2 separate regions of the Homo sapiens genome follow, and region 1 is linked to region 2. Evidence: chromatin loops called from intact Hi-C (ENCODE). Cell type or tissue: Calu3. All regions are shown on one strand. Links, peaks and the distances in the headings refer to the core of each region. The heading gives the core; the rest is flanking DNA. Region 1 has its middle 44 kb from the start of PRRX1. Region 2 overlaps GORAB (golgin, RAB6 interacting).

Region 1 (17,600 bases), core at 5,562-13,561, 81 kb before region 2:
GCTTGCAGATAACATGATTGTATATTTAGAAAACCCCATCATCTCAGCCCAGAAACTTCTTGAACTGATAAGCAACTTCAGCAAAGAATCAGGATACAAAATCAATGTGCAGAAATAACAAACATTCCTTTACACCAACAATAGGCAAGCAGAGAGCCGAATCATGAATGAACTCCCCTTCACAATCGCCACAAAGAGAATAAAATACCTAAGAATACAGCTAACAGGGGATGTGAATACAGATAACAAGGGATGTGAAGGACTTCTTCACTGCTCAAGAAAATAAGAGAGGACACAAACAAATGGAAAAACATTCCATGCTCATGGATAGGAAGAATCAATATCGTGAAAATGGCCATACCACCCAAAGTAATTTATAGAGTCAATGTTATTCCCATCAAACTACCATTGACATTCTTCACAGAATTAGAAAAAACAATTTTAAATTTCATATGGAATCAAAGAAGACCCACCCCCCGATATAGCCAAGACAATCCTAAGCAAAAAGAACAAAGCTGGAGGCATCACGCTACCTGACTTCAAACTATACTACAAGGCTACAGTCACCAAAGCAGCATGGTACTGGTACCAAAACAGACATGTAGACCAATGAAGCAGAACAGAGACCTCAGAAATAACACCACAGATCTATAACCATCTGATCTTCAACAAACTTGCCAAAAACAAGCAATGGGGAAAGGATCTCCTATTCAGAAAATGGTACTGGGAAAACTGGCTAGCCATATGCAGAAAACTGAAACTGGACGCTGTCTTTACACCTTATACAAAAATTAACTCAAGATGGACTAAAGACTTAAATGTAAAGCCCCAAACCATAAAAACCCTAGAAGAAAATCTAGGCAATACCATTCAGGACATAGGCATGGGCAAAGACTCCATGAAAAAAGTGCCAAAAGCAATGGCAACAAAAGCCAAAATTGACAAATGGGATCTAATTAAACTAAAGAGCTTCTGCAAGTGAAAGAAACTATCATCAGAGTGAACAGAAAATCTACAGAATGGGAGAAGTTTTTGCAATCTCCCCATCTGACAAAGTTCTAATATCTAGAATCTACAAGGAGCTTACAGTTACAAGAAAAAAAAAATCAAAAATTGGGCAAAGGATATGAGCAGAGACTTCTCAAAAGAAGGCATTTATGCAGCCTACAAACATATGAAGAAAAGCTCAACATCACTAATCATCAGAGAAATGCAAATCAAAACCACAATGAGATACCATCTCACGCCAGTCAGAATGGCAATTATTTAAAAGTCAGAAAACAATAGAATAGACACCGGCAAGGCTGTAGAGAAATAGGAACGCTTTTACACTGTTGGTGGGAGTGTAAATTAGTTCAACCATTGTGGAAGACAGTATGGTGACTCCTCAAGGATCTAGGACCAGAAATACCATTTGACCCAGCAATCCCATTACTGGGTATATACCCAAAGGAATATAAATCATTCTACTATAAAGACACATGCACACATATGTTTATTGCAGCACTATTTACAATAGTAAAGACATGGAACCAACCCAAACCCCCATCAATGATAGACTGGATAAAGAAAATGTGGCACATATACACCATGGAATACCATGCAGCCATAAAAAGGAATGAGGTCATGTCCTTTGCAGGGACATGGATGAAGCTGGAAGCCATTATCCTCAGCAACTTAACACAGGAACAGAAAACCAAACACCACATGTTCTCACTCATAAGTGGGAGTTGAACACTGAGAACACGTGGACATGGGGAGGGGAACAACACACACCAGGGCCCTTTTGGTGGTGGGGGATGAGGGGAGGGAACTTAGAGGATGGGTCAATAGGTGCAGCAAACCACCATGGCACACATATACCTATGTAACAAACCTCCACATTCTGCACATGTATCCCATTTTGTTTTTTTTTTAGAAGAAATAAAGAAAAACAAACAAAAAAAGAACTACATTGGGCTTATTTTCAGAATGCATGCAAACAAGAAGAGAGTAAGGTGAAATATTTAATGTATTAAAAGAAAAAAACCACCAGTCTAGAATTCTTCATTCTTCTAAACTAAAAGAGAAAGATTTTCTCCAACAAGTAAAAACTGAGGAATTTGTCACTAGCAGATCTGCCTTGCAGGAAATGTTAAAAGAATTTTTTCAGAAGGAAGAAACATGACATGATAGATACTTGGATCTACATAAAGAAAGGCAGGGCCGGGTGCAATGGCTCACGCCTGTAATACCAGCACTTTGGGAGGCCAAGGTGGGTGGATCACGAGGTCGGGAGTTCGAGACCAGCCTGGCCAATATAGTGAAACCCCGTTTCTACTAAAGATACAAAAAAATTAGCCGAGCATGGTGGCGGGCACCTGTAATCCTAGCTACTCAGGAGGCTAAGGCAGGAGAATCGCTTGAACCCGGGAGGCAGAGGTTGCAGTGAGCCAAGATCACGCCATTGCACACTCCAACCTGGGCAACAAGAGTGAAACTCCATCAAAAAAAAAAGAAAAAGAAAGGCAGAGTGTTAGAGAAGAAACATATGACAGTAAAATACCATTAACTATGGATCGTCTTCAAAAGATGAGCTTACCTACTTAAATCATTAAATATACAGAACTAAAGTTTTTCTCAGAAGAGAATCATAAATTCTAAAGGATTTTTTTATTTACTCAATACATTATTTTCCTATCAATAATATGTCATTTCTAATGGTTTAATAATAGGGTGCTTTATTTGTTCAACAAACAATTATTGAATGTATGCTAAATGTTAGACTCTATTACTATTAATAGAAAAAAGGAACAAAGTTAAAAAGAATTATTTCTCCCCAAAAGAAGTATACAATTTAATAAAGCTAGAGAAATGCTGCTTGAAAATTTACTAATACAGTGAGCTGAAATACATGAGTGTCATATACACAAGTTAAGTGTCACTTTCAGGGAAGCATCTGACTTTAAAGATGTCAGGCAAAGTTCATTAGAGGACACAGCATTAAAACTGAAATTTAAATGTGAGAGGAGTTTACAAAGGGATGATAACTGTGTATGCAAAGGTATAAAGAAGCATGACATGTATCAAAAATGCAAAGTGGCCAGGGGTGGTGTCATACCTGTAATCCCAGTAATTTGGGAGACCGAGGCAGATAGATCACTTACAGACCAGCCTGAGCAACATGGTGCAACCCTGTCTCTACCCAAAAAAAAAGCCAGGTGTGGTGGCACAGGCCTGTAGTCCCAGCTATTCAGGAGGCTGAGGTGGGAGGGTCTCCTGAACTTGTGAGTCCGAGGCTACAGTGACCCAAGATCATGCCACTGCACTCCAGCCTGGCGGACAGAGTCAAAAAAAAAAAAAAGAAAAGAAAATGCAAAGTGATTCGGTATCACCCACATTTAGAGAAAAAGAGTGGGGAATGAGGCTGGACCAGTGGAAGTCAGGTAAGAAAAGTCTTACATGCTTGGCAAAGGGATTGACTTTTGTTTATTTGTTTTTGTTTTTGTTTTTTTGAGACAGAGTCTCACTCTGAAGCCCAGGCTGGAGTGCAGTGGCGTGATCTCAGCTCACTGCAACCTCTGCCTCACAGGTTCAAGTGATTCTCCCATCTCAGCTTCCTGAGTAGTTGGGATTACAGGCATGCGCCAACATGCCTAGCTAATTTTTGTATTTTTAGTAATGATGGAGTTTCACCATGTGGGCCAGGCTGCTCTTGAACTCCCGACCTCAGGGGATCCGCCTGTCTTGGCCTCCCAAAGTGCTGGGATTACAGGCGTGAGCCACCGTGCCTGGCCTTTGTTTTTGTTTTTCTGTAGACAAATCAGGTTTATTGAAGAATAGTGGATTATAATAACAAAAGCACTAGGTAACATTTATTGACTGTTACCTTATTCCAGGCTCTGTTCTAAATAGCTTACCTTTATTAATTTGTTTAAGCCTCACAATCTGCTGCAAGACTCAGCATGGTTAAGTAACTTGTCCAAAGTCATTCAGCTCAGTGGCAGAGCTGGGTAGGATGTGACGTAGTGGCACTTGTGTTTAGAATTACCTTTCTGATAGCCATGTAAAAGATGAAGAGGTTGGTGATAAACTCAGGCAATGGTCATGGGGATGGGGAGGAGGGGCAGATAGTCAGAAAGTAGAATTGACAGAATTGATGATCAAACAGTCGTGTGAGGGCTAGGAGAGGAAGATCTAGGATGACTTTGAGGTTCTTGGCTTGGGAAAATGGAAAGAGATGATGTCACCGTTCCAAAAACAGGGAATATTGGGAGGAAAACAGTTCTGAGAATATTTCATTCACTCATTGATTCATACATTCATCTCTTCAGTCAATATTGTCTGCCTATCCTAGATTAGGCAATCTGTTAAGTGTTGGATATACAATGTTAAGCAAAATAGACAAAATTGTCATATAGCCTGCAGTCTAAGAACAAAGTCAATTTCTGAAAACATTAAAGCTTCCATAGGCCATCAAGCTAGGCATTTCTACAAGAAGCCTTGTAGATAGCTTTCAAAATTCCTGTTGATCCTCTAAAATTTACTGGAGACCCAGCCTTTTCCTGGACCCACAGCCATGTCCAGTCCAGGATCAGGCCCTGAAATGTGTCTTAGATTCCATGCACATTCACTCTGGTCTGAAGTCAACACACATAGCCAGAGGTAGGGTGGCTCCTAGGCTTTGACCAGTACACCTGCAGCAAGCCAGCCTTGGGAGAAAGAAGATTCTATCTTTAAGGGAATATGTCCAAGGGGGCAGATTATGTGTTTAGCTTCAAGAGAAATCTGAATTGGAGGTAGACATGTGAAGGTCGTCAGCATGTATATGGTAGATTAGGCCACTCATGTGAATGACTTTGATAAGAACCGACAGCTGAAGACAGTGCTTGCAGTAGCATTAGGAACAGGTGTCCACAGAAGACTTAGAAGAAAAACCTGGATAGGGAGCAGGAAAACCACTAGAATAGTGTCACAGATTCCCAAGGAGAGGAGAGCTTTAAGAAGACAGTAATGAGTAGAATAAAATGCCCCTGAGTGATATGTAAAGCATGAGCTGACAGTGTCCTGAATATGGGTTCATTTGTACTGACCTTCATCCATTTATATATTAAGAGTCTTTGCTGGGGATTTTGGTATTGACGCAATAGATTCCATCATTATAATGAACTCTTGGGCCAACATTACCCAAGCTCTAGACTGCTTTTGGGCTTGAGGGTATTGTAATGATGGTTAAATTTATAAAGTATTCTTCCAGGATGATTTGTTCAAATCAGATATCTTAGAAACATATTTGCTGGAGTCTTCAATTTTTTATTTTTCTTCTATCACTTTGAGTTGTGATAATAGCCAAAAAGTATAGAAAACAAGATTTTTTTCTTTGGATAGTTGATCTATTAAGGTGGAGTTTTAGTTTGCAACAAATCCAAATTATTGTCAGCTTGGTTATACATTTTAATTTAAAACGTGGTTTATCTGGTCTTTTCACTCTACCATAATAGAATTTTGGCCTCAAAATTAATTTGGCATCCTTTTTGTATAGGGTAGCATTTAGCATTCAGGCAGAGCACAGTGGACATGTTCTGTCTTTGCTTCATAGTATATGTGGACTCAGCTAAAGAGACTTAAATGACTGGGAGTGACTTGAACAATTGAGAGACAGAATCATTTAGAGGCTTCTTCCATGTCTGGGAACTGGTCAGGAATAAATCAGAGCCTGGGCTAAGCAGGGACTGTCACCTAGAACTCCTACATGTGACTATGTGATCTGCATGTTGCCATGTGACCTCTCCATATGGCTTGGGTTTCCTCACAGTATGGTGGCCTCAGGATATGCTGTTGGACTTATCACATCATGACTCAGGATTCCATGAGCAAGTGTTCCAGCAAACACGGTGCAAATTGCATGACTTTTTATGACTCAGTCTCAAAAATCCTGTGGCACCACAAACTCACCCAAATCAAGAATGAGTACACAAATCGGACCTCTTTATGGGAGAAATGACAAATAATTTACAGTCATGTTTTAAAACTGCCATACTTATCAAAGGTGCTCTGATAACGAAATTACAACAAAAATAATTAATGAAGATTGACTAGCTACATATTATGATGTGAGAACGGTATAGAACCTTAGTTAGAAAGACTTGTGCTGGGTTTCCAAAAATAAGAAATCATGCAAAGAACATTATCTGGATTCATTTTTGCATTCAAAAATTATTGAAAATACTGTGGTGAAAAGACAAAGTTCTTGCTCTCATAAAGTTTACATTCTTGTAGGAGGATGGAATGGAGGGAAACAGATAATAAAGAAGTCATAAAATACATTAATAAGATGATCTATGATAGAAATATATGTCTGAAGAAAACAAATTCATTTATTAAAGATTTAGCATTTAAGAGAAATTTCAATGCTAGACCAAAGGATCTAGCTTATCACAATCATGAAAGCATGGGATATAAATTATATAAGATCCAGAGAATCTACACAAGAAGGAAAAAGATGAGATGACAAAGGTTGAGTGCTGAACAACATTTTCAGGAAGCACAGAATATAAAAACTTGGATATGCAAGTTCAAATGTCATACAAAAGATTGGATTTGAGGCCAAAGAAAAACAGAGCCAAGGGCTAGAAGCAAGGTATAACTGAAGTTGAACAAGAATGAGGTTGATAGAAAAGCACAGTGAAGTTGCTGTAATATTTCCTTTTTGGCATCAACTATGTATAGTGGATGAGGCTGATTTAAGGAATTGAGGTGAGATGTGCCATTATATACAGCAGTCTATAAATCATTAAAGAGACATAGTAGAGAGAAGTTATTTGCAAGGCATATAATTGTCAAAGAAATGACATTTAGAATATATTATAAACTGCTAGAAATTAATTTCACAAAGTCAAACAATCCAGTGGGAAAAATGGGCAAAAGATATGAAAAGAGAAATCACAGTAAAGGAAATCAATCTCCCTATAATCAAGGAAATGCAAAATAAAAAGTACAACAATGAAAAGTAATAATAGTGAACTATCATTAAATGGCATCCCACACATATACATATGTAGACTAGTTTTAGTGGTTACAATAATTAGAAGATATATATATATGTATATACTATCTTGGATAAATGTTAATAACTATGGTAGGGTAAAATCATACAAAAATGTAAAACAACATAATATTATCTAAGTAAAATTTTAAAATGTGCAAACGATACTACATAATGATTGCTGATACATCTACAGGTAGTAAGGTATAAAAACAACAACAAAATACACACCAATTTCAGGTACTAACATGGAGAGAAAAAAGGAAATGGAATTGCAGGAGAGGATTGTCTTCTATTGTACCCTTCAAATATTAATATATCTGCTATGTCTTCTTTCTTACAAAGAAGGTCTTTTTTTGTGTGTGTGTCAGATGGAGTTTCACTCTGCCACCTAGGCTGAAGGGCAGTGGTGTGATCTTGGCTCACTGCAACCTCCACACTCCAGGTTCAAGCGATTCTCCTGCTTCAGCCTCCCAAGTAGCTGGGATTACAGGCGCCTGCCACCAGGCCCCGCTAATTTTTGTGTTTTTAGTGGAGATGGGGTTTCACCATGTTGGCCAGGCTGGTCTCAAACTCCTGACATCAAGTGATCCGCCTGCCTTGGCCTCCCAAAGTGCTGGGATTACAGGTGTGAGCCACCGCGCCCAGCAACAAAAAATTAGATCTAAAGCGAATATGATAAGATACTAAACCATGTAAAATATGGCTGGTGATAGTGTACTATTTTCTGTTGTTTGAAATATTTTACAATCACCTCTTTTTTAAATATTAGAAACATAAAGCATATGGGTTATTAATATGTAATTCTTTTTTGTGAGACAACTGGGAAAAGCCACTTGTCAGATCTGGCCAAGGAAGATGTGTCTGTCCTTATCCAGTTTGGGTCATATTCTCCTCCAGTAAGACCTTTCCTGTATCAAATAAAAGTCTTGTCCTATACCTTGTTATTTAAATTTTTACTTCTATATGTCAGAATTTTAATACTGATTACAGAAAATTCTTGGTTTCTCCATTTTAAATATTCCAAAGTTCATACAGTAAATTCAGAGTTTTTTTTTTCATTTTTAATCAATTATATTTATAAGGAGATTTGCTTACTGGGAAACATGTATTTTCTGAAAAAATACTAACTATGAATCTCTTTGTTTCTCTCTTCTGAGTTTTCAATCTTATTCTTGTTGATGTTATGGTGGGAGATAGGGGATTTTTATTCTTGAACTTTTTGGTGGGAAAAGAATAACTATAAGGATCTGCAAATGACTCATTCATTGTGTAGAAATTATAGACTTCATGATATTTCATTTCTAAAATTATTTAAGCATCTAATTCCTACTGCAAAGCAGCATCCTAGGATATGTGTTGGCTGATTATATAGCCACGTGGACCATACAAGAACACAGAGAACCCCTGGAGAGTCTCATGAAGGAGGTACCATCCTTACCTGAATTAATATAACACTTTTGCACAGGGTAAATTGTTGCCAAAGAGTAGATTTTGTAACCATTTAAATGCCAAATCAAATATTCTATTATTAAAGGGCAGTTTATCCTTTCTCTGTCTTACTCCTAATACCCATAATAGTAACAGTAATTTGGAAATTTCTCCAGTGGGATTTTGCTCAAGTTAATACTACTAAAGTTTAATTTCTTTTTCTTTTTGGTGATACCTATACCAAGCACTCATGCTTCAGAAAAAGCTCTAAGCTTTGGCTGCAGCAACTTGAGCCTTGCTTTCTGCCATGCACACTGGAATGCACAACTCACAATAGTTTCCAGATATATCAGTTCCCTTCCTGTCTAGGACATTGTATTGCCACATGACCTTTGCCAAGTCACTTCTTTCTGCTCTGCCATAACATAAGGTTGTAATTATGATGATCTCCCTCTTAGAAATGTGATGAGAAGCTATTCATAACAAAGACTGTAAAAATTGCAAACATGATGAGAGAGGCAGATATTAAATGTAGGAAAATGTTCTAAATTGAATATTTACTTCCTGCCTGACTCCACCTGTCCTTAAAATTTATCCATAAAGACAACAGTAGCAAGAGTGCCTGATTAAGCCCTTCTGTTAATACTATCCACTTAAAATATATTTTTCTGATCCCAAATATGGCCTGGATTTTCAGGCAGATGATATTTATGTGTGTAAGTTATATTTTCATTGTTCTTTCATCAGGCACATGGTCTTTCTTTTTTCTTTCCCAAGAAAACTGAGATCACTTCGATGGTTTTAAATTGGCAATGTGATCTTGTTCAATGCCAGACACATGACATGTTCTAGTAGCCCTCTGGACCTGGGTCTGGGATCATATTCCCCTCTATCCCCAATACATGTTCCAAACACTTGTGAGCATGCTGGAGGCAGAAGGCTTAAAGAGGTGAGATCAGGCCAGGCTGGCATCCACTCTGTAGGATTCAGGGACAGACTCAAACTTCAAAGTGGTGCAGGAGTGACTGGCAAGGCACCAGAGTATTCACGGTAGGTGTAAGGACAACAGGAGAAAAATAAGCCGTCTTAGTACATTTTTTCAAGTTTCTGTTTGTCTTCCATCTGCAGGCTCTTTAAGCTGCCTTCATATTTGGATGTGGAGGTTGAAGTATTGCTGACCAATGCCAGAGTCACAGGAATATCCTGCTGTGCTTTTGATCTTCCCATATGACTGAATTTCCTGAATCATCATGTTACTGTGTGTGCACATATGTGCACATGTGAATCTTCTGGCACATCTCCCAGAAGCGCTAGTTCTGGGACAAAGGATCCATTGGTGCTTTCAGGATGTAATATTGATCACTTTGGCTTTCCTTGGCTCAGAGCCAGACACTTCGTCTCTCACTGCACAAGATGGCTGCCAGCTCCATAAGCTTGTCTCATTGTGACGGCCCTCGGCAGGACTTCCTGAGAGCAGACTAATTTCTGAGAGGCTTTGAAAAATGTTGTTTTAAAGTGGAACTTTGTGTTTTACCAACTATGGACAGTGCTTGGAATCTTGTTATTGACTTTTAAGATCTGTGGTACATCCTATGTTTAATTATGTAATACTCTCCAATACTCAGTTAAGCAGGAACGTCAATGACACAGAAAAACTCACTAGGTTTTTTAATCCCATGGTTTTGCACACTTTTTTATCTAGTATCAGTCTTAGTCAACTCCATAATTTGGACTTCAGACTTAATGATAGTTCAAAAGTCAAATTCGCAAGTATGAAAGGACGAAATCTCCTAAGTTTTCAAAGTGTTTCTTTCATGTATAGTACCACTAAAATTGTAAAAGCAAAGGATTTAGAAAAAACCTTGATGCCAATGCTTTAACATTAAAATAACATTTAAATTAAAACATTTAAAATAAAATGTTTAAAACTACGATTATCTTCAGGTAGATATCTTTCAAATCAAGAACATGACTGCAAATTTGACCCATTGCAAGTTTCCAGACTACTCAAGAAAAAAACAACACCAGAATCTCCTTTTCTCTTCTTTTTCCAAGTACTGTGTCTAGGACTTGACCTAAGCAGAAAGTGAAAAAGACAGAGTGTTCTTTCATTTCCTTTCCAGATTTCCATTCTGCTTTCAGCCACATCATCTTCACACACCAAAAATGTGTTGACTGCCTTTCTTCTTAGAAAGAAAGATTAGTCACTAAGCACTTGAGTGTGAATTTATCTCATATATGATTCTTTCCTGTCTCCCAGAGAAATAATTTTATTTTTAAAAAAAGGACATAGGAAGGAACACTTGCGGTGGACTTTAAGAGATCACTGCATCTATGAGAAGGAATGGCTGAGAACAGAGTATTTGGTCATGTCATAATTTTTATTCCATTAGTGAGACCCTGTCCTTTGCTACTGAGGTGTGTTAGCCTTTGTTAGGAGATGAATTTGCTGTTTTCATTAGCCTCTATTTTATTTGACTCCTGAGAAATGTCCAGAGCAGGTCTCTAACCTAGGCCAAAACGAAATATAATCTGAATTCCCAACATTCCGTGTGTAATGGAAAGAGCACATGCTTTGGAATCAGGAAGACTTGGGTGAGTCTCCTTGTTCAGTCATTTACCATCTGTGTGATCCTGGAGAAGGTATTTAACCTCTTCAAATCTTAAGTTGCTAGTGTACAGAATAAGAATAATGCTACTTAGCTCACGGGGTTGTTGTGAGGCTAAGTGAGATCATAGGTATGAAAGTCTTAACACAGTATGTGACACAGCTGATTTTTAAATAAATTTCCTTCATTGTATGCTCTTAAATGTCAGTAGTCTCTATCAAGCCTGGTGGAGCTCACTTCTTAATGATACTAAGTAATCTAAAAATTCAGCTGTGATATTTTTAAAAAATTATATTCCATGGTTATGATATCACCAGTGTTAAATTTAAACTTGCGATGACAGCACAGCTGTGAACTCTTTGCGTGTCGTATCCTTTGGAAGCAGGGCACTGTGACAGTCCTGAAGAAAATGCTATGTTTGCCATTCTTTGGGTGCACTCGTTAGATTCTTGAATTTCCAGACAGAAAAAGCTGATTGTATTTAGCTCATTTACTCTGAAGAGCCTACTTCAAATCCTTTCTTTGAAAGTAGACAGATTATATATAAATGTGTAGTGTTATTTCTCTATATTCCTATAAGTGAACTCAGTAGTCTGATGTTAATAATAATCTGTTTTAAAACTCATGTTTCAAACTCTCCCAGAGAGAAACTTAATAAAAATTTTGAAATTACAGAGTAAAATAATATGAGTTTGAAGATAAGCTCAAGACAGTCTGTTGACTCAATAGAGTGATATTTTGTTGTTGTTGTTGTTTCCAGAATGACAACAGTATAATGGTAGCAGCCTTGAAAGTCTAGCCATTGATATTTTGACTGAGGAAATCACTCTCTCTCCACGGTCTTGAGAAAACATGGCATTTTGCTACAATCATTACACAGTATGCATGGCACTGTCTGTTTAATCCCACACATCTTGATGTCATCTAGATAACAACAACAAAAATGGGTTGTAATTAGGAATAGGGCTCATGTTCATATAGGCAGTAGTACAGTGAACAGACCATTAGAGCCCAATCAACAATTAAGTAGGCTTGCAATTCAAATTCTGTTTTTGGCCTTTCTCTCTCATATTTTGAAATCACATTTGAGTTGTTATTCCAGGCAATCATTTCTTCACTATTATAGTATTCAGACTCTGTGCTTGCAAAATATAGGATAATGATTTCATTGTTTTCCTTTCCCTACAAGAGACTCTTTGAGAAGCATGGCAAATAGGAAAAAAATGAAAATTCATGGTTTTGAGTTCATCTTCAGGTTATACCACAGGAGACAAAGCTTTGCATACAGGTGGTTGTCATACTATAAAATCTTCAAATCCTCATGGTTGGGACAAAACTTCTTGTATTCCTCATTAAGCAGGATTCATCGTTCAGCTAGCTCCGTGCCACAGGTAAGTTGGACAGCTGAAAGTTTTGAAAATATTCTGGTTTTGCAGAAGGCACATACTTTCATATTCTGCTTACCTTAATTGAAATCAATTTCAGGGAATTTTTTTGTTCATGACACTATATCTCATCTCTCTTCACACTTTCAGTTGCCACATTAGTAGCTTCCTTTACTGCAGTACTGTTTATATTCACAAAAGTCAGACCAGTCACCTATTAGTCTCTGACACTGGCACCAAGCATTGCCTTTCTTCATTCCACAAACACCTACGAAACGTCCTGTGTCTACTTTCTGCTATACTTGGAACATTTGGCAATAAAAAACTAAGTAGAGGACATGCCTCTGTTTCCAAGGAACTTGCCTAAGGAGAAAGCATGACAGTTGCCTTCCATCATATGTGTATTAGTTCATTTTAATGCTGCTGATAAAGACATACTCAAGACTGGGCAATTTAGAAAAAAAAAAAAAGGTTATTGGACTTACAGTTCCACATGGCTGGGGAGGCCTCACAATCATGGTGGAAGGCAAGGAGGAGCAAGTCTCATCTTACGTAGATGGCAGCAGGCAAAATAGAGCTGGTGCAGAGAAACTCCCATTTTTAAAACCATGAGATCTCATGAGACCCATTCACTATCGTGAGAACAGCATGGGAAAGACCCACCCCCATGATTCAATCATCTTCCACCAGGTCCTGCCCACAACATGTGGGAATTATGGGAGCTACAAGATGAGGTCTGGGCGGGGATACAGAGCCAAACCATATCAATACAGAATTTAAAAGTTAGAGATGTCCATCTATTATCCAAAATACCATCTACTCTAGAGATCCTAACCTAGGATGCTGCAGGCTGAATCCAATCTAAAGACAAGTTTGGTTTGGTTCACACAGTATTTGCAAAAACAATTCCACAAATCTTCAATATTTTGAAAAGAAAAGATATTAAATAAAATTCCAGATTTATGATTTTTCTTGAAAAAAATGGAGAGATGTAGCAACACAAGGTCTTCCTTCCCACTTGGCAATAATTGGATGGAGTGCCCCACTATGTCACAGTGCCCATCACTCTCTTACTGTGTCCTCTCAATTTCAATAATTTCTACAAATATAGTAGGAAGTTTCTAGCAAACTGGTAACTTGAATGTAGCTTGTTTTCCCTCTTCTTTCAACCGTGGTCTATTCTGCTTTCTGAGCTTCAAGACCACTAAAGCTGATTGATACACTCTCATGCTGGCAAAACTCAAAGGAGTTTTGGACTTTGGACTCAAAGGAGAAAACTTATATAGGGATTTTTTTTTCTCTGTGTAGTCTGGGAGAACCTGGAGATCAAACAGAGATCCTCAAGGTGAAGATTATAAGACTGCGGATCTTGAAAAAGAGTTTCTGTTTCTAAAACAGCATAGATCCTTGGAAGAAGATTGGCATTCATTCCATTGAAGGTGCCTGGTTTTCTGACCTTAAAGAACTGAGGACCAAAGCAGGTTGAACTTTCATTGTCCCCAGGACTGGAAAAGAATAGCTCACAGCAGGAGGGTTTTCACATGGTACTTCAACAAGGGCCAGCCCTTTATTTGTAAAGGTTGCTTCACCTTCTACTATAGGGTAGGCTTATAGTAAATTGAAATATTTAAATAACTAGTTTACTTGTGATGAAAAATAATCAATTGAGGAGAGCCTATCAGCTCATGAGAAGAAGACAGGTCATAATGCATAGCACACTCCACATAGCTGCTGAAGGAGACACATAGATTTAAATGCAGCCCCCTCTTTATCAAAGATGGCTGAATAGGAACAGCTCCAGTCTACAGATCCCAGCAAGACTAATAGAGAAGGTGGGTGATTTCTGCATTTCCAACTGAGATACCCAGTTCATCTCATTGGGACTGGTTAGACAGTGGATGCATCCCACAGAGGGCAAGCAGAAGCAGGGTGGGGCGTCGCCTCACCGGGGAAGTGCAAGGGGTTGGGGAACTCCTTCCCCTAGCCAAGGGAAGCTGTGAGGGACTGTGCAGTGAAGGATGGTGCTATCTTGCCCAGATACTACTCTTTTCCCACAGTCTTCACAACCCATAGACCAGAAGATTCCCTTGGGTGTCTATACCACCAGCGCCCTGGGTTTCAAGCACAAAGCTGGGTGGCCGTTTGGACAGACACTGAGATGGCTGCAGGAGTTTTTTCATACCCCAGTGGTGCCTGGAACACCAGTGAGACAGAACCGTTCACTCCCCTGGAAAGGGGGCTGAAGCCAGGGAGCCAAGTGGTCTTGCTCAGCAGATCCCAACCCCATGGAGCCCAGTAAGCTAAGATCCACTGGCTTGAAATTCTCGCTGCCAGCACAGCAATCTGAAATTGACCTGGGATGCTCAAGCTTGGTGGGGGGAGGGTCGTCCATCATTACTGAGGCTTGAGTAGGTGGTTTTCCCCTAATAGTGTAAACAAAGCCACCAGGAAATTCAAACTGGGTGTAGAACCCACTGCAGCTAAGCAAAGCCACTGTAACCACACTGCCTCTCTAGATTCCTCTTCTCTGGGCAGAGCATCTCCAAAAGAAAGGCAGCAGCCCTAGTCAGGGCATTATACATAAAACTCCCATTTCCTTGGGACAGAGCACATGGGAGAAGGGGTGGCTGTGGGTGCAGCTTCAGCAGACTTAAACGTTCCCGACTTCCAGCTCTGAAGAGAGCAGTGGATCTCCCAAAACAGCCCTTGAGCTCTGCTAAGAGATAGACTGCCTCCTCAAGTGGGTCCCTGACCCCCATGCCTCCTGACTGGGAGATGACTCTCAGCAGGGGTTGACAAACACTTCATACAGAGGAGCACTGGCTGGCATCTGGTGGGTGACCCTCTGGGATGAAGCTTCCAGAGGAAGGAGAAGGCAGCAATCTTTGCTGTTTTGCAGCCTCTGCTGGTGATACCAAGTGAAACAGGGTCTGGAGTGGACCTCCAGCAAACTCCAGCAGACCTGCAGAAGAGGGACCTGTTAGAAGGAAAACTAACAAACAGAAAGCAATAGCACCAACATCAACAAAAAGGATGCCCACACAAAAACCCCATCCAAAAGTCAGCAACATCAAAGACCAAAGGTAGATAAATCCATGAAGATGAGGAAAATCCAGCACAAAAAGGCTCAAAATTCCAAAAACCAGAATGCCTCTTCTCCTTCAAAGAATCACAACTTCTTGCCAGCAAAGGAACAAAACTGGACCGAGAATGAGTTTGATGAAATGACAGAAGTGGGCTTCAGAAGGTGGGTAATAACACACTCTTCTGAGCTAATAAAGCATGTTCTAACCCAATGCAAGAAAGCTAAGAACCTGGATATAAGGTTACAGGAACTGCTAACTAGAATAACCAGTTTAGAGAAGAACATAAATTACCTGATAGAGATGAAAAACACAGCGTGAGAACTTCGGGAAGCATATACAACTATCAATACCTGAAATGATCAGGCAGAAGAAAGGATATCAGAGATTGAAGATCAACTTAATGAAATAAATTGTGAGGACAAGATTAGAGAAAAAAGAATGAAAAGGAAGGAACAAAGCCTCCAAGAAATATGGGAGTATGTGAAAGGACCAAACTTTTGTTTGATTGGTGTACTTGAAAGTGAAGGGGAGAATGGAACCAAGTTGGAAAACACACTTCAGGATATTATCCAGGAGAACTTCCCCAACATAGCAAGACAGGCCAACATTCAAATTCAGCAAATACAGAGAACACCACTAAGATACTCCTCAAGAAGAGCAACACCAAGACACATAGTGGTCAGATTCACCAAGGTTGAAATGAAGGAAAAAATATTAAGGGCAGCCAGAGAGAAAAGTCGGGTTACCCACAAAGGGAAGCTCATCAGACTAACAGCAGATCAATCTGCAGAAACCCTACAAGCCAGAAGAGAGGGGGGCCAATATTCAACATTCTTAAAGAAAAGAATTTTCAACCAAGAATTTCATATCCAGCCAAACTAAGCTTCATAAGGGAAGGAGAAATAAAATCCTTAGAGATGAGCAAATGCTGAGAGATTTTGTAACCTACCAGGCCTGCCTTACAAGAGCTCCTAAAGGAAGCACTAAATATGGAAAGTAAAAACTGTTACCAGCCATTGCAAAAACATATCAAAATGTAGGGACCATTGACAAAATGAAGAAACTGCATCAACTAATGAGCAAAATAACCAGCTAGCATCATAATGACAGGATCAAATTCACACATAACAATATTAACCTTAAATGTAAATGCCCCAATTAAGACACAGACTGGGCCGGGTGCAGTGGCTCATACCTGTAATCCCAGTACTTTGGGAGGCCAAGGTGGGTGGATCATCGGAGGTCAGGAGTTCGATACCAGCCTGCCCAACATGGCAAAACCCCATATCTAGTAAAAGCACAAAAAATTAGCCAGGGGTGGTGGTTGGCGCCTATAATCCGAGCTACTCAGGAGGCTGAGACTGGATAATTGCTTGAACCCAGGTGGTGGAGGTTGCAGTGAGCCAAGATCGTGCCACTGCACTCCAGCCTGGGTGACAGAGCAAGACTTCATCTCAAAAAACAAAACAAAACAACAATAACAAAATAAAAAAAAACACAGACTGACAAATTGGATAAACAGTCAAGACCCATCAGTGTTCTGTATTCCGGAGACCCATCTCACGTGCAAAGACACACATAGGCTCGGAATAAAGGGATGGAGGAATATTTACCAAGCAAAGAGAAAGCAAAAAATAAAAAAAAAGCAAGGGTTGCAATCCTAGTCTCTGATAAAACAGACTTTAAACCAACAAAGATCAAAAAAGACAAAGAAGGGCATTACATAATGGTAAAGGGATCAATGTAAAAAGAAGAGCTAACTATCCTAAATATATGTGCACCCAATACAGGAGCACCCAGATCCATAAAGCAAGTTCTTAGACACCTATAAAAACTCCAACACAATAAAAGTGGGAGACTTTAACACCCCACTGTCTATACTAGACAGATCAATGAGACAGAAAATTAACAAGGATATTCAGGACTTGAACTCAGCTCTGGACCAAGTGGACAAATAGACATCTACAGAACTCTCCACCCCAAATCAGCAGAATATACATTCCTCTCAACACCAGATACCACTTATTCCAAAATCGACCACATAATTGGAAGTAAAACACTCCTC
Region 2 (11,695 bases), core at 2,282-10,281:
AAATATTCATAAGCTTTTAAAAACTAAACTAGATCCTCTTACTCTGATGAAAGCTAAAGTGAGGACTAGACTTCAATCCTATAGGACTATATCAGATATCAAAAATTTTAATGGAAAGAACACAGACTTGGTGTCAGAGTAACAGTTTTGGCGAAACCACTCAGATATTTACTTTGCTAGATGCTGAAAGATGAGCAAAAACACTTCCAAACATTAAATAGCTGAGGGTTTCGCAGCAAAGACTAAAACGTAAATAAATAATGCAAGAACTGCTCTAATGGCACACGAACAAGGTTAACTAGTAGGGCAGAGTTAAGGAAGACTTCACTGAAGAGGAGACACTTGAATTAGCACAAAAGAAGAATAAATACAGCACTGAATGGGGTTGTTTTGAGGCTTCAATGATGATATACATAAAAGCCCCTGGAACAGCTGGCAATAAACATTAATTAAATCATACTCCTTGTTCAGATTCAATTTCCCCAACTCACCGAGCGTATGAATAGTCTAAGCTGGCCTGATCAATCCGGTTCCTGAGAATTCCAATGTCAGCTGACACCATGTCATCTAAAGCCTGCAACTCCTTCTGGATCCGCTTTAGTTTCATGGTCTCTGCCTGAGTTCTTTTGGATCTAGAAAATCAGGTATGTGAGTGGGAAAATAAGAACATTTTAAAACCATGTGTCCATATACAATGTAAGTGAAAAAGCAAGATACTGCATATACATTTATAATTTATATTTTAAAAGTTAGAAAAAAATCAGAAAAATTGAAATAAAGTAAAAGCTGGTTAACATTTGAGTTTTTGAAATTTTATATTTGCATGTTTCATAAAGTAACAAATAAGTCTAAAAAAACTCAGCAAATAGTTCATTTTAGATTGATATTCATTCTGTAAAGAGAACAAACACTAAAAGAATATATCTGTGTTCCCTTTACATTGAAACATTCAACAGAGCTTTCCAAATTTCTAGTCTTTAATTCTTCCTCTTGCTAAGCCCATTTTCATTTGTCTGATACTTACCTGACATTAAGAACAGATAGATGTCTATACTAAACCACACCTCTTTATATATCTGAGAACATCCACTTAGTTTTAACTTTCTTGGGACCCATTTCCCCAAACTTTTATTGCTTTGATTCTTGTTCTCTAGGAAAACTACTAGTTACGAAAATTCTTTATGGAGCTGAACATCAAAACACTCATTTTCCTTATTTAAAAGCACATCCAACCTCATAATTTCTCAATCCCCTCTCCCAAGTACAATATATACTTAAGAAAGGGAACAAACAAATAAAAAAGCAACCCTTTAATCATGATTTCACTCATTTCAAATTTTCACACACATTGTGAAGGAAGAAGAAAAATCCCCACATAAATCCACCATGTTACATAGCACATTCTCTTGATTTCTACTCTTAGGCATTTACCCTTCCTTTCTGCCTACAAAACTTCACTTAACAGTATGATTCTTTTACGTCAAGTACTTCATTGTCCATTTATTAATAGTTCAAACGTTGTATTTCCTTACACTTCTGTTTATACTGGTGCTGTCTAAAATCAAAAGCACTTATGAGAAGAACTGCTGAGCCTGTACATCTTTTTGTAAAACCACAGAAAACAGCCTTCCCATCTCTTAGAAATTGAAGACTACTAAAATGCTTTAATTATTTTTAAATAATCACTTACCAAAAAAAAAAAAAAAGAGGGCACTACTCTTTTATCTGCTGGTTTTTTCCTTTGAAACATAGTAACTCAGTGAGTTGCATTATTTCCTATGCTTCAAGAAAGATCAAGGTGTACCAGTAGTAGAAAAAGAAAAATCACCATTTCTCAACTACACTCACTCCTCTGGCAGACAAAATTCTGAACTACTCTTATACCCATCACCTTCTTCCCTCTTCTCCTGCCCCTACACATACTCTAGCTTCAAGCAGTAACAGTTTGACAGACTTTTCTGGAAGTCTAAAAAGAAAATGTACTTCCTTGCATTTAGTTTTCACTATTCACAACCATGGATATATTGACTAAGTTTAGTTTCCTAAGGCCACAGGAGATTAGACAGAAACTACAAACTCAGCAAGAGTGGTGGGGGATGGGAAGAATGATTCCAATGGGAATGTTGTTGTGTGCGGCTGGTACAATGCAGTAAATGTGAAGGGGCTGCTGATAGACACTGGAAGGTGAAAGAAAAATTGAATCTCACACAGTGCTCATAATAATGACCCTGAGTCATCAATAAAAAGTTAAACTATATCATGTATCTTCTACTTGTGGAGGCGGGGCAAATTATTTAAGAAAAATGCCCATAGGAAATCCAATTAAGATTCATGGGAGTATGTCACTTATGTAGAAAACCTTATTCCTCTACACATCAAATGATTAAGGCCTCCCCACATAAAAATTAAAACTTGCATTTGTTGCTAATTTACATATACTGATAGCTATTTACTGCTTCCCTTATGAATGTGTAGATGGTTAAAACTGGGAGCACTAATGAAGGTCTTTAAAACTGCAACTATATTTACAAATTTAATATGCTCTATGCTTAAAAAGTTCTCTTTAATAAATTATAACTAGTATTTCAGTATCACTTATAAAGCATAATTTGTTTAGTTAGTCTTAAAAGTAATGGTTGAAGAAAAAATATCAGTTTATTAAAAGAGACATGGGAAAACAAATATAACACATGACACAACTGGTTACAGGTTACAAACAGCCTCTCCTGGTTCAGGTGCCTCACCTTTCTGCAATAGCTTTAGCCAAAAGAGCTTTTTTACGTTTATTTTTCTCTTCCATTAGCCGTTGTTCTTGTTGGAGGACTTCCCAACGAGATTTTTCTTGCCTAGGGGGCAAAAAAAGCATAAAAATGAGTTTATGAAAGAAAAAGAAACTGCTACCCTATCCAACACCTTACCAGTCTCAGTCCTCTAAGTATAAAATTTAATCAAGAAGATTTATGTATATGTTCTTTCAAAAGTCCTCTTAAAAGAAACCCATCTGCAGTTCATTATTTTGCTCTAATGGGAACAAAGACTACGATCTAAAGTAAAGAGGCTTACATAAATTGGACCTCTGAAATCCATTATATATATAATCTAGGAATCCACAAACTGGAAGCCAGAATACTGTGGCATGTGTTTAGGAGTACAAAGAAATTTGTGTAAGTTAATTATGTATTATATGCAGAATGGAGATTAATAAAAATTGGTTTGTAGCTGATGTCATATTATTTATACCTTTTAGAGTTTTCTATAAAGTCTCCACCACCTTAACATGTTTCAGACAATAACCAATGTTTATTTCATATATTAATATTTTCTTTCAATTTGCTCACTTTTTCCCAACTCTTAAGACTTTTTTTTGTCTTTCTTTTTTCCTTTTTGTGGAGAACAGGGTGTCGCTATATTACCCAGTCAGGTCTCGAACTCCTAGGCTCAAGCTATCCTCCCGCCTCTGCCTCCCTAAGTGCTGGGATTACAGGTGTGAGCCACTGTGCCCAGCCCAACTTGGACATTTTTAAACAAAGTAAAACACTAAGAGCTAAGACTGGAATGCTGGGCTAAAGAAAAAAATTCAAAGATGTGAAAACATGTATTGTCTTACAATCTGTCCAATTCTAAAATAAATACATTAAAATTTCCCATAAAGTCATGAGCTTGATGTCAACTCAAATTAAACAAGGTATTGGCAAAGCTATTTATTCCTATTACTGTCACTTCTTACAGCCATTATATCACATACCTCTATTCCCAAATCTAGTAGCCCCTTCCAAAATTGTCCTTCTCTCTCCATTTCTACACCTTCCACCTTAGTGCTGGGACTGGTCATTTCTCACTTTTACTACTGCAGGCATCTCCTCACCAGGCGCCTTAGTTCCACAGCTCACTATGCACTCTCTTGCATATGATCTACAATATTGACACCTGGGATTTCTCTAACCTTTATTTTGATTGCGGCCTTTAGCCCTCAGAGAGCTTCATGGTAACTTGCTGCATTAGTGAACTTGCTAGGAAGGAAGGCATCCCCTGCTTCCGATCCTTTCTCATTTCTTTAATTCTCTACTTATTCATCCCCTGCTTCTGCTTCTGATCCTTCCTCAGTTCTGCTTTTTTTTTTTTTTTTTTTTTTTGGGACAGAATCTTGCTCTGTTGCCCAGGCTGGAATGCAGTGGCATGATCTTGGCTCACTGCAACGTCCACCTCCCAGGTTCAAGCAATTCTTGTGCCTCAGTCTCCCAAGTAGCTGGGACTACAGGCATGCACCACCACGCCCAGCTAATTTTTTTGTATTTTTGGTAGAGACAGGGTTTCCCCATGTTGGCCAAGCTGGTTTCAACTCTTGGCCTCAAGTGATGTGCCTGCCTCAGCCTCCCAAAGTGCTGGGATTATAGGTGTGGGCCACCACGCCTGTCCTCCTTCCTCATTTCTTTAATTCTCTACTGTTCTCTGGCTTATCCTTTGCCACCTCTCCCAGAGAAATGAGGTATCATCTCTGAACATTCTCTAGGACACAGCTTTCCTTTCTCCTCCTTAAAACCTCAAAATTTCTCCTTTACGTGAATGGTTTGAGGTTACAGGTCTTTTATGAAAATTCTTCCAAGTATCCAAAAAAAGAATAAGTTTCCCTATAACATCCAATCCAAATTGTCCAGCTCAATGTAAACTTACCTCCTATTTGTCTCCGGCCTTTGTTAGTAAACTACACTTAGAGACACTTTAATGTATGCACTTGTTCAATATAGGTTTCATAATTCATGTGGTTTTATAACTCTTGTCAAAATGATTTCTTAGTTGTAAACCCCTAGTGGACAGGAAACATTTTAAATTCACAGGATAGAATCTGGATCAGCAGAGATTAAAAAGATGTCAGAGATTAGAAAAAAAAAAAGATACTTTGAAAAGAACTCAGAAAAGAGAAAACAGAAAAATGTCATTCCTTCTCTGTGAGAGATAAATCAGGAGCAAACAAAGAAATAAGAGTATATATTAAAACACAAGCTATCAAATAAAAAATTCTAAGAATTTGCAAATCAAAAAATGGCATCTTCCACAAGAACAGTGTAGCTAAATTATGAAGGTTGTTTCTAATACAAAGACAGTAAAGAATAAATAAAAAGAAATCTAATGATGAACTGAGTTATATCATTAGTCCCCTAAATTTCCTACACTCTCTCCTTTGACCATCCCTTCACGTCTCTCCACAAGTTCCAATTTCTGGGCCAATGGAAATAGTCTGGAAGTTGAAAAAAGGGGTCAATTTGGGCAGAGGCACTATGCATATAAGAACTGCTTCTGAGCTGTGATTGCGCCATTGCACTCCAGCCTGGGCAACAGAGCGAGACTCCATCTCAAAAAAAAAAAAAAAAGAAAGAAAAAAAGAACTGCTTCTGCTCAGTGTAAAAGGCATAAACTTTGGATCCAGACAGACTTATCTGTAAATCTCTACTATTTACTAGCAGTGTATTAGCTTTAGAAAGGTATCATCTTTTCTGAGTCCCAGATACCTCATGTATAAAGTTTAAATAATAAACATGCATTGTAAGGCTGTTATGAAGACTAAAGAACATAAAACATACAGAATGCCTGTGTCCAGCTTATATTTAGGCAGTAGCTATTTTTCAATAGTTTATACATCACATTCCTATGATTGAATGAATATAAAGGAGAGAAAATGTTAAAATAAACAAATTATATTTCCTTAAAGCCCATTGGGAAAAAACGGGTTAAATGAAAAGTCTCATGGACTTTTCACATAGACTTACTAACAATTCCACTTTCTTTTTCTCCAATTTGCAATCTGGCTTTGGAGGTAGAATCTCAACATTGTTGTGACCATCATGGGAATTCTCAAGTCCCAGTTCCTTTGGCTGACTTTCAATGCCCTGTGGTTGTCCATCACCAACGGGGGAGGTGAGAGTGAAATGACTCGGAAGAGTAGGGGAAGAAAAAGGTGGTTTTTGAACGTTAACTCTCTGTTTTGGTGCTGAAAGCAGCTGCTCTGGAAGTAATGAGGTTGATCCATCTTGAAGCCCAAGTTTTTGGCTTTGCTCTACAAGGGCTTTTTCTCGCTGAAGTTGTTGTCGACTTTTCTTCGCGGGGAGACGTCGCTGTGGTTCAAATGGATCTATGTAAAAGAAAATAGAGGAAAATTCCTTTGTGTGGGCAGCAAATAATTATAATTCCTCTAAGAAAATAAAAAATTAACATTAAACGTTGATAATTCTAGTGGTTCTCCTACCCCATTCTCTATCTTGAAAGTCTAGGGGAAAAACAGCCATCTTCCTGTAGAGTTTCAATAGTTTTCAGATCATAATGTTAATATTTAACAGAAACTGCCCCATCTCTTAATTTATCTTCAGAGAAAGTCCATCAGTGAGTTAGGCCTTAGGTCACAAAGTGAAGTTTCTTTTTCAACTTGATTTCATAGTTGTCAAAAGAAAGCAACTAATTTTGACCAAATCAGGGAGGTGACTGAATTATCTGGTTTTAAATTTGATTTATGGTTCTGTCTGCTCTACTGAAACAAAATGGTGGTTGCATTTTCAAATGGGATTACCCTCTCTTAAATTTTAACAGCTTTTAGGGCAATTTGGTACATATGTGATACATATTCAGATGCTATAACAGGCATGTAATTGAGTGAAGTCTCTTATTTCTAGGAATGCTAGTTAACCTTAAATTGTTGTCTTTCATCCTACAGAACAATCCAAGGTTGTACTCCCCGAAGCCTAGTCAGGCTCTAATCAATGCATTCAAACTGATTTTAATAGTAGCCTCAGTAAAGCAATAGAAGATAAAACAACTGGGGGGAAATATCTTTAAAGTTATAAATAATAACACTTCTATTATACTTTTTGGACTGTCCATGCCAGTGTTAACATCTTAGGGCAGACAATTGGAGAATCTGACCCACATTCATACTATATTTCATAAGATCTATAAATAGCATTCTCTCTTAAATGCCTGGGAAGTGAAGTTATCAGTTCTTGTAAATGAACAACTCAAATGGGACTTTCAAATTTGGCATATTGACTTTTGAAGCAAAACAAGCTTATTATTTGAATTTCCCAAAGTATAGTTAAAAGCTCTAGAGTCACAATTCCAGCTTTGCTTCTGCCCAGCTCAGTGACCTCAGGTAAGTCAATTATTTATTCAATACCTTAGTTTCCTCATCTATCAAGCTGGTTGAAAATTAACCTGCTCTACTTAATGCATGAAGTTGGTGTAAGAATTAAATGAGATATGTACAGAAAATATTTTTTAAAAGACTGAAGTACTATCAAAAGCAAATGTTATTGTTGACTTTAGCCAGAAACACAAAGTATCCTGTATCTTGCAACAGGAACACATTCTTGGCTCTGATCTTTATTCACACCATCAAAAAATGTCACTTAGCCTGCTTATCTCCCTGTTGAACTCATTAGCTGAATTATTAATAGTTCCTCTGAAATTCAGGTAGTAACTTCTATTTTATTTTGCATTTTTACAGAACCTACCTATAAGACTGAAAATGCTAATTTTAAACAATAAACAATAAGCAAATCAGGCCACTTAAACACAGAACATATTGCTTCCCACACTCTGTATTAGGGGCTGCAAATATCAAGGAGACTGTGGTGAACTGAGAAGCGTAAGTCTAGTGTAAAGGGGGCAAATTCCGAGTCACCTTTAGTCAATTGCTATCATTAAAAAATTTAGGTCACCATAGCCAGATATTTTGATTTTTATGATTACAATTTAGACTTTTATGTAAAATATCTTGATTTTTAAATGTAGGGAACTGTTTCAATCAGGAAAATCTAGATTACGCTGTAGGGGCAAATCTTAGTGGTTTTAAACCACAAAGGTTTATTTTTCATTAATGCCAAGTGCCAACTAAAGGCTAACAGAGAGGTTCTGCTGATTAGTCTCTCAAGGCTCTAGGCTGACTGTACAGTCAGTATTCAGTGTTGCTGGCCACCACAACACAAGGAGAAGAGAGAGGTCAGGAAGGTCTTGCTATAGCAATTAACTGCTGACCCAGTAGTGACATAACACTTCTGCTCACAATGCAATGGCTAACCTAGTACATGGACCTACCCCCAAACAAAGGCAACAGGTATAGCTGGCTTAGCAAATAACACAATGATTATCACCATTATTAACTAAAAGAAATGTAAAGATTGGATAAAAGAAAGAGAGACAAAGAAGAAAGAAAGGAATGAAAGAGGGAGGGAGGGAAGAAGGGAAAGAAAGGAAGGCAGGCAGGAAGAAAGGAGGGAAAAAAGAAAGAAGGGGAAAGAAAGGAGGCAAAGCTGAAAAGCCACATACATTTTTGGGTTAAATTAAGCTAATGGGCTACCAGTTTGTGATATATACTCCATATCCTTTATTTAAGCCCTGCTCCCTCCACCTCAGAAAACTATCATTTGAATCATATGTTGATTATTCTCTTCCTTCTCTAATAGTCATATTGCATCTACAAATATTTCTAAAAAGTATTTACTTAGTTGTTTGACTTTATAAAAAGGGTTTTGTGCTGTACATCTGTTTTACTTAATATTACACTGTCAATAGTCATTCATATTGTCTATGTTTCAGCAGTCATTCATTTTGTTGTATAACATTTCATTGTGTGAATAAACCAGAGTCTATTGATCTTCTTCCACTGATAGACATTTAGGTTGGTTACAGGTTTTTGCTTTTGTAAATTTCAATAATGTGTCTCTTATTTTACATGTACAAGAATTTGCTTTGGATATTATCTAAGAACTACTGAGTCACAAAATATAACTTTAGAAGAAATGTGAAAATGCTTTCCAAAGTGTGCTCCCTCTAGTAATGTATAAGATCCTGTGGATGCACTTTCTCTTCAATACACGATACTGTCAGATGTTTTAATTTTTGTCAATCAAATGGGTGTAAAATAGTACCTCACTGTATTCTTGATTTGTAATTCTCTGCTCCTTGGTGGTGATGAGCATCTCTTCATATTTCCTTTTCTAGGAAATATCTATTCATGTCTTTTGTTGACTTTTCTTTTGTCTTGTATTTTTTATATATCAGCAGAAAACAATTAGAAAATACAATTAAAGAGAATATATTTCAATACCAGAAATTATTACTTATCTAGGAACAAATCTAACAAAAAGATGTTTAGTACCTCTATAGGGAAAACTCTAAAATTTTATTGAGAATTTAAACAAGTACTAAATAAACGGAGACATATACCACGTTAGTGGCAATGTTAATAATATGAAGATGAAATTGATCTAAAGATTCAATGCAATTACAATCAAAATTCCTAATGGGTTTTCCATTAAATTTGGTAAAATTATTAAAATTTTTATATGAAAAGATAGAAGGTCAAGAATACTGGCTGGGTGCAGTGGCTCACACCTGTAACTACTATACTAAGTATAGTAAGAAACTAATTTCTTAAGACATGGAAATGTTGGCTATTAAAAAAAGGTTGACATATTTGAATACATTAAAATTAAGGCCTGGAGTGGTGGCTCATGCCTGTAATCTCAGCACTTTGGGAGGCTGAGGAAGAATTTCTTGAACCCAGGAGTTTGAGACCAACCTAGGCAAAATAGCAAGATCCTATCCCTACAGAAAAAAAAAGAAGAAAGAAAGGAAGAAAACTAGCATGGTGTAATGGCACACAGCTGTAATCCCAGCTACTTGGAAGTCTGAGGCAGGAGGATCGCTTGAGCCCAGGAGTTCAAGGTTATAGTGAACTATGATCGTGCTACTGCACTTCAGCCTGGGCAACAGAGTGAAAGCCAGTCTCAAAAAATAAAATACTTTGTTCATCAAAAAGATAAAAGTGAAAAGATAACTTAAAAACTGGGAGAAGATATTCATAATGTAACTGGCAAAGAATCAGTATGAAGAATAACTCTTCTGAATAAATAATTTAACTAAAAATTGACAGCATGTGGCTGTACTGTTTTCTTCCAATTTTTCATTATGAAATAGACCATACATCAAATATATGCATGTGTTACACTCATAAACACACACACTCAGTCTTCCAACCTATATGATTAAAAAGAAAGTTTAAGAAATAAAATATGACAGTAGTAGAAGTAACTACTCTTTAAGGATAGACATAATCCTCCTTTTAGAAGAGAGAATTTATTTCCTGTCTCCCAAGTTATATGACTTGCTTTTGGTAAATAAAAGTAGGAGTGTCACATGTCATTTACTGGTGAAAGGATTTAATTGCCAATGTTCAATTTTCAATCTTCTTTTCTTCCTACTATGGTAAACTCCTACAAGACAGCACCAAAAAACGGAGTGACTGTGCAACACAGTCACCTGCCAAACCCACATTAAACATGAAACGAGTGAAAACCAAATCTTTATTTTAAACAATTGACTTATTAGGGCTATTTGTTACTTTAGCTTAACTTGTCTTAACCTGATTTCATAAATACCAATACCTCTGAAATTCCCTCTCCCTGATCACATTCCCACGCCTCCCCACTATATACAATCATACGTCACTTAACAAAGGGATACATTCTAAGAAATGTGTTGTAAGGCAATTTTGTCCTTGCGCAAACATCAGAGAGTGTATTTACACAAACCTAGATGGTACAGCCTACTATATACTTAGGCTATATGGTACAGCCTTTTGCTCCTAAGCTCCAAACCTGTACAGTATGTCACTATACTGAAGACTGTAGGCAACTGTAACAACGGTATTTGTGTATCTAAACATAGAAAAAGCATAGTAAAAACAGGGTATTATAATATTACCAGACCATCACCATATATGTGGTCCGCTGCTAACTGAAATACTGTTATTGAGTGCGTGACTGTATATATTATATATACAGCTAGCTGATCCTTGGTATATGAGGATAATTGGTTCCAGGATCCCCATGTATACCAAAATCTGTGCATACTCAAGTCCCACAGTTGGCGCTGTGAAGACCACATACACCAAAAGTTGGCCCTCCATATACTCAGGTTTTGCATCCCCCAAATACTGTATTTTTTAAATGCACATTTGTGTATAAGTGAACCATCACAGTTCAAACTTGTGTTGTTCAAGGGCCAAGTGTAACTACATATACTGTATTAACAAACATTTTAATGCATGTGGCTACAGTTAATACTAATATATTCCCACCAGCTGTACAGTAGCCCGCTAGATGAGTATACCACAATTTATTTATCCATTCCCTTGTTAATGGACACTTTGGTTGTTTCCAACTTCTTAATATTATAAACAAGACTATTAACAACTTTCTTGACTATGTTCCTCAATGCCCATACAGGGGTCTCCAGAGTACTACTGTCCTTATTTTTCCTGGCAACCAACTCCATCTTCCTAAATTATTCAATAAATTTTTAAAGATAGAGAACAGCTAGAAATGGCTTTAAAATTAAAGGGCCAAATCCTCTAATTTTACAAATAAGGAATCCAAGGAGAAAAGATTTAGAGGAAGAGCTGGAAGTTCTATATGCCAATCACTGTGTTTAGCTACGGGTATACAAGGAGGTTAAGATATTTTCCGTCCTCGAGGTGGTCACGGACTAGCGATTTGGTTTCCACACTACAGTGGGCCTTGAAGTTCAGGTCCTCACCATCCTCTATCTACCCCCGGTTGCAAAGATATTTCAAAATATACTTCTACATAATGAATATGTTGTTTAATTTAGATTTTTATATTAAGTCATCTTTACCCTGGAAAAT

The links. Hi-C counts contacts between places; a loop is a spot of excess contacts. Peaks named below come from ENCODE experiments on the same cell type or tissue, not always from the same donor. Only the 100,000 strongest peaks of a DNase experiment are listed, where the experiment ranks them.
Region 1: a loop joins it to region 2, with 2.2 times the contacts of the local background. A loop is called at or near these places in 2 of 110 quality-filtered maps.

The regions. Positions count from the first base shown.
Region 1 is chr1:170,611,605-170,629,204 of GRCh38, reverse strand. No RefSeq gene overlaps it. Among named protein-coding and RNA genes, the nearest start is that of PRRX1, 44 kb to the left of the region's middle. RefSeq lists an enhancer at 9,105-10,304. In Calu3, for the core only: no CTCF peak of the experiment used is centred there; a DNase peak (open chromatin) is centred at 9,804.
Region 2 is chr1:170,533,642-170,545,336 of GRCh38, reverse strand. It overlaps GORAB (golgin, RAB6 interacting), which reads right to left. Exons shown (of 5, transcript NM_152281.3): 2 at 5,770-6,127; 3 at 2,745-2,846; 4 at 492-632. Among named protein-coding and RNA genes, the nearest start is that of GORAB-AS1, 6.9 kb to the right of the region's middle. In Calu3, for the core only: no CTCF peak of the experiment used is centred there; a DNase peak (open chromatin) is centred at 7,136.